2 separate regions of the Homo sapiens genome follow, and region 2 is linked to region 1. Evidence: read pairs that join two places in POLR2A ChIA-PET (ENCODE). Cell type or tissue: B cell. All regions are shown on one strand. Links, peaks and the distances in the headings refer to the core of each region. The heading gives the core; the rest is flanking DNA.

Region 1 (2,916 bases), core at 285-2,784:
AGAAGGCCACACTAGCCCAGGGGAAGTACTGGAAAGTATTTATGTGTCTAGAGATTCCAGCTAGTCAATGTCACAGCTAAGACTGAAACAGCTGTCTCGGGACTCAGTGTTCCAAGAGTTCCCCTGTTAGAATGTATTAAGCAGCTACTCCATGCTAGGTACCGTGCTAAACTCTTCAATACATCTTATCCCCTTTAATCTCTATTAAAAGCTCTGGGAAAGCAGGGATTTCAGCTGTCTTGTTTATAATTTTATCTCAGTCTCAAGAACATCACCTGACACTTAATAGAAGCTCATTAACTATCTGTTAAATAAATTTAAATAAGCAAATTAATGAGGGAGAGGTTAATACCCCCATTTTAAAGATTAGGAAATTAACGCTCAGAGAGATCAATGGACTTGACCAAAGTAAAACAAACAAACAATAATAGCAGAGCTAGCATTTGAGCACAGGTTTTCTGAGGTCAAGGTCAGTGCTCTTCCCAACAGAGCATAGCTGCCTCTCAGCTTAACCACCTTAAAAACCGAAAATAAAATCCAGTTTAATCCTTTCAAAAATGTAAAGTAAAATTTGTGGAGCAAGCATACATTTCTTAATGCTCATCAGTTTTTTAGCCATCCAAAGCCTTCAGAAATCATAAGTGACCGTGAATGATTTTCCCACATAAGCAATATTAAAGAGATTTAAAAGGATTCCATTCAACTGGAAAACAAAAATAAACAACAATAACTACAAAGAAAGCTTGCAAATTTCATGGATATCAGGAATGTCTTTCTGATGGAAAACATATTTCCCCCAAAGGTCCTGTGGCCCTGGAGAACACTGATTTGAAACGTAAGTAAGTAAGAGACAGAAGCTGACCGTCAGGGAACAGCGGGTTAGGAGGGCGTGCCAGCATATCTTGTGGAGGACCCATGGACTCTTCACTTTTAGTTGTCTACCTTTCCCATCCCTCTCCTCCACCACAGTTGTGCAAAGGGATAGGACGTACACTAATTCTTGAGGACCCTGTAACTGTGGACAAGGACCTCTTGACTTCAGCTTTCCCAAGTGTAAAATAGAGGGATTGTCCTAAATGACACCTAGGAGCCCTTTCCTCTCTGCCACAGCCTCTCTTTCCCTTTCCTCTGTCCTTCCCGCTTCTCTTCCACCTAGCTCTAGACGGCGCAGGCACTGGGTCCCAAAAGCGGCTTTGGGGACTCCCCGCCCTGCCGCTGCTGGAGCCTCCTCATGCAGCTGCACAGCTAACCGCTGCCTCACCCTGCACTGCTGACCACTCTGATTTACCTATGCAGATGAGGCAATAAATATACAAGATCTGCTGAAAGTGAAAAGTCCCTCATTCCTCACATTACTTTTAGCCTTCACTTTCCCTAAGCCAAGGGACAATGAATGACCAAGATAAGCCTCCCTTTCCAACACTGGCCTGCCTTAGGGACTCACCGTCTGCACTCCGCCTGCACAGGTGGAACTGAGTTCAGATGAGGGAGAATTGCTTTCCATTGTTCAGTAGGCTTTTTGTAATTTCTAGTTTTGCTTACCTTTCCTACTCACCACACACACAAAACAGTGTGAGCTTTCTCATTCTAGTGCATAAACACAGGTCGGTCAATACCCACAAGTGTTCCAAAAGGTGAGCTGGCATTGCTGCCCAACTGGGCATTATAGTCCCTTCTGTCCCTGCCCATCAGGCTTGCCTTCCTCGGCAACCTTTCTAGCTTGAATTGTACTGTGACTCCTTCTCACGGACCACTCCCGGAGACTGGTGAAAGTTGGGCCCATTCTTGAAGCCTCTGCTTCTAAATCATGTTTTCCATAAAGTCTCCCTCATCGTGCTTGCTTCCACCTTCTCCTATTTGGAATTACTGGTGGGCTCTTCCACTGTCCCATAGCAAGTGTTCTATACATTCTGAAGGCACATTTGAATATATACTTTGTCATGGTTGCTTGGAACCATGTCGTCTTTTCCAAGTAGGCTGTGAACATTCAGTGGCATGGATCATACCGTGCCCATGTTAAAATTATTCACTGGCCTGACTAAAGGTAATCATAACTCTTGATGCCGACTAATACTGCAGACACTTTTCTTTCCTACGGCTTCTACACTGGGGAAGACATATGGGGCTATATAAGGGTTAAATAGAAGCTCTGTGATTCATTCAGTCCCACCCTAAAATGCTTCTTCCAGCTTCTGTTGACTTCTCCTGTTACCAAGCATAAAACAAACATTACTGTCTCCCTCTCCCTCATACCTATTTTCTTGGTCCCCTGGGTTGCACTCCCTTGCCAGGCTCTTTTCTTTCTGATCCAGCTTTCTTTGAACATATTTATTTGCGTTTCACTCAACACGTGTCTCAAATTGCATCACCAGTTTAATTTGAGTTTTAAGCTAAGATGCTAGAGCTTTTCTCTTTCCTGTCCCAACAAGTACTCTTCATTCATGTCTTTATTAATTCTTCAGATAACTAAACAGCAGCCAAGACTTTGAGGGATGCAAATTCGAAAGTGATCCCTTTCCTGACTGCAAGGTGATCCCCGTCTGGTAGGGGAGATAGGACATGCACAGAAATAGTTAAAATACCAGGTAGATGGCAATAGGAACCCTTAAAGGGCAGGCCAAGTAATCGAGTGTTCTATACACTCCTGAGGGGGGAGGGGTCATTCCTCTGGGAAGGAAAGAAGAGGGTAGGATTAGGAAAGACTTCACAGGGGAGGTGGCATTTGAAGTGGGCCTGAAAGAGTGAGGTTGGATTTCTACTTGCAGGGTAGGAGAATTAAGCAGAGGGAGAAACACACTAGCAAAGGCTGGAGATGGAAAAGTACAGGACGAGAAGAGTGAGTCGTTTGCCTGGGTTGCAGCACTGCATGCTCAGACGGGAGCACTGAGGAATACAGCTGAACAGGTAGGTTGAGAT
Region 2 (2,916 bases), core at 291-2,790, 120 kb before region 1:
TAGTCTCGAGTTCAGTGGAGAATTCTGATGTGAAAAGCCTGGGATCAAAGATTGAAAGGTGTGTGAAGATAATGAAAGCCTATAAAACAAACAATAACATTTGTATTCAATGAAAATCTGAAGTCAGATGGTAGTAACTACTCTTCCTTTCATGGGCAAGGAAGAGTAGTTGTTTCATGCAAAAAAAAAATACACATGCATAAATATATTTACAATACTTTTCTTTCATGTATCTGAAAAATAAAATGCACGCCTTTCCAATGAATAAATATGCCTTGTTGAGAATATCATAAATAAGCACATGGATTTCAATAATTTTACAGTCATATTACTAATGTATATTTTTCCATTTTATGCTGACATTTCTGGTCTTGGAGATGAGAAATAAAATCTATAGGTATATTGTTAAAAGAAAAGGGCAAGAGGCATTTGCCGAGCATGTTCTAGTGCCAGGCATGATGTGATACATATCTCATTATCTCATTAATCTTCACCACCATACTCTTTGTCATCTAGATCTTTGGGCATGCGAATCCCTATGCCCAGCACATTTCTGTGGACCCCTTCTGCTCCCTTGACAATACTTGCTCCTTCCCACTCCACCCTTCACCTGGATGGCCCTTCCCCTTTAGGATTCAGCCTGTGCCCAAGTTCACCTAGATTATCCTGCTCCTGTTTCCCCAGCAGCCAGTAGTTTTCTATGATGTATTATCACAGAATAGAACAATAGACTGTAGTCTGTTTCTCATATTGAAGGGCAAGAGAAAGGGACTATGTTGCTTTTTCACTGTTATGAGCCCAGCATGCAGAGCAGTTCCCACAATATTGATTGAATGAACAAATGAACGAGTTGTTGAGTAAGCTAAGTATTATTAGCCCCAATTTTCAGATAAGAATACGAGACTCAGAGGGGGTTAGTATGGTATCAAACTGCTGGTATATGATAGATCTAGTAGGTCTGGGAATTGAAACAAATGATCTGACTTGCTGTCTCAATTACTATCAAGAAGAGTGGGTGAACCCTGGAGTTCTAATGCTGGTCTTCTCTATCTCCACTTTGTCAGTCTGTAGTGAAAAAAAAAAAAAAAAAAAAAAGGACTACCAGAAAAAATAAAGGCCTTAAAGCAACCTATGGTGCAGGGACCAGAAAGTAACCTTGAGCCCAGGAGCGCTCAGAACCGCTACTAAGGACAAATCAGTGAGTTTGATGAAATTCAACATGGGATTTTTGAACATCTTCTATATGTTTTACCCATGCTGCCAGCTCGGAGGAGTCTGTAGATGGGCAGACACATCCTGGCCCTCTGGCTGCTTACAGACTCTTCCAGGGTGTTGAGGTGATGCACCAGCTGGTGAAATCGTCCTCCAAATCAGGGGAGACCAAAAGTGGCATAGAGAGGCCCTGGCCTGGGAATCAGAAGGCCTGTCTCCACCTTTCTCGGCCCACTACCTTTGGAGAGCCACTTGCTTCTCTTTGAGAGTTTTAGTTTCCGTACCTATAAAATTTGTGAGTAGACTACATCACGGCAGCTGGTAGGTCGGATCTGACCCTCAGATTTCTTTTCATCCTGCCGTATGTTATGGATTGAATTGTGTCCCTGAAAAATTCATATGTGGAAGGCCAAACCTCTTGTACCTCAGAATATGACCTTATTTGGAGATGGGGAGTATACACAGCTGATCAAGTTAAAATGAGGTCATTAGGGTGGGACCTAATCGAATATGACTGATGTCCTTATAAAAGGGGGAAATTGGAACACGGAAACGGGTAGGCTCACAGGGAGAACACCGTGTGAACATGAAGATCATCATCTACAAGCCTAGGAGAGGGATGTAGAGCAGCTGCGTTCTTCCCAGCCCTCAGAAGGATTCCTGCCAACACCTTGATCTTGGGCTTCTAGTGTCCAGATCTGTAAGACACTAAATTAAGCCACCCAGTCTGTGATACTTTGTTATGGCGGCCCTAGCAAATTAAGAGACAGTCATGCTTCACCACATTCCTCACCATTCTCTATTTTCTTCTACCCAGCTGCTTGGCCCATATACCTTATCAGAGAGATTTTTAGGCATTATAGTCTGTCATTTATGGATGAGACCATTCCAAAGTTCTCCTTGAGTGATTCATCATGACTAGTCCCTGAATCTCTTTAATTAAATTAATTAATTAATTAATTTAAGGCTGTCTTGCTCTGTTGCCCAGGCTAGAGTGCAGTGGCTCACTGCAACCCCCGTCTCCTGGGTTCAAGTGATTCTCGTACCTCAGCCACCCAAGTAGCTGGGACTACAGGTGTATGCCACCACGCCCAGGTAATTTTTGTTTTTTTTAGCAGAGATGGGGTTTCACCATGTTGACCAGGCTGGTCTCGAACTCCTGGGCTCAAATGATCTGCCCACCTCAGCCTCCCAAAGTTCTGGGATTACAGGTGCAAGCCACTGCACCTGGCCCCTGAACATCTCATATTCCACAAGAAGGTCTATTTCAGGACTTGGTAGACAGGACTGCATACCCCTAAGCCACTGGTGTGCTGGAAAATGTTTAATTACCAGCTCTTGAGAGGATGGAGATCTCCCCTCTTGTGGTATTTGCTAATTTCCCACCACAGCCAATGTCAAGCTGCCAACATGACCTCACTGAAAGTGGACCAGAGGAGGGGAATGCCATTGGCTGTGGTGAGCTGGGAGGAGCAATTCTGGTACCATGGCCACCAGCAGTCCCAGTGCTCTACAGCCAAGCCCTGAGATCTTTGCACCTGATAGTCTTACGCCTGATCACGTTACTTATTTATTTTATTTTGTTTTTTCTTTTGTCAGACCTGGTCAACAGGAAGTAATTGCCTGAGCTCTTTAAAGCAACTGAGCTGAATGTCAGGAAACTGGAGTCCTAATCCAGGCCCTTTTTTGACTGACTGAGTTGGG

Evidence for each region. Peaks named below come from ENCODE experiments on the same cell type or tissue, not always from the same donor. Only the 100,000 strongest peaks of a DNase experiment are listed, where the experiment ranks them.
Region 2: POLR2A ChIA-PET joins it to region 1 with 11 read pairs; 2 of 35 experiments call an interaction of 5 or more read pairs at or near these places.

Annotation. Positions count from the first base shown.
Region 1 is chr3:187,941,619-187,944,534 of GRCh38, forward strand. No RefSeq gene overlaps it. Among named protein-coding and RNA genes, the nearest start is that of LINC01991, 33 kb to the right of the region's middle. In B cell, for the core only: no CTCF peak of the experiment used is centred there; a DNase peak (open chromatin) is centred at 1,263.
Region 2 is chr3:187,825,258-187,828,173 of GRCh38, forward strand. No RefSeq gene overlaps it. Among named protein-coding and RNA genes, the nearest start is that of BCL6, 81 kb to the left of the region's middle. In B cell, for the core only: no CTCF peak of the experiment used is centred there; no DNase peak of the experiment used is centred there.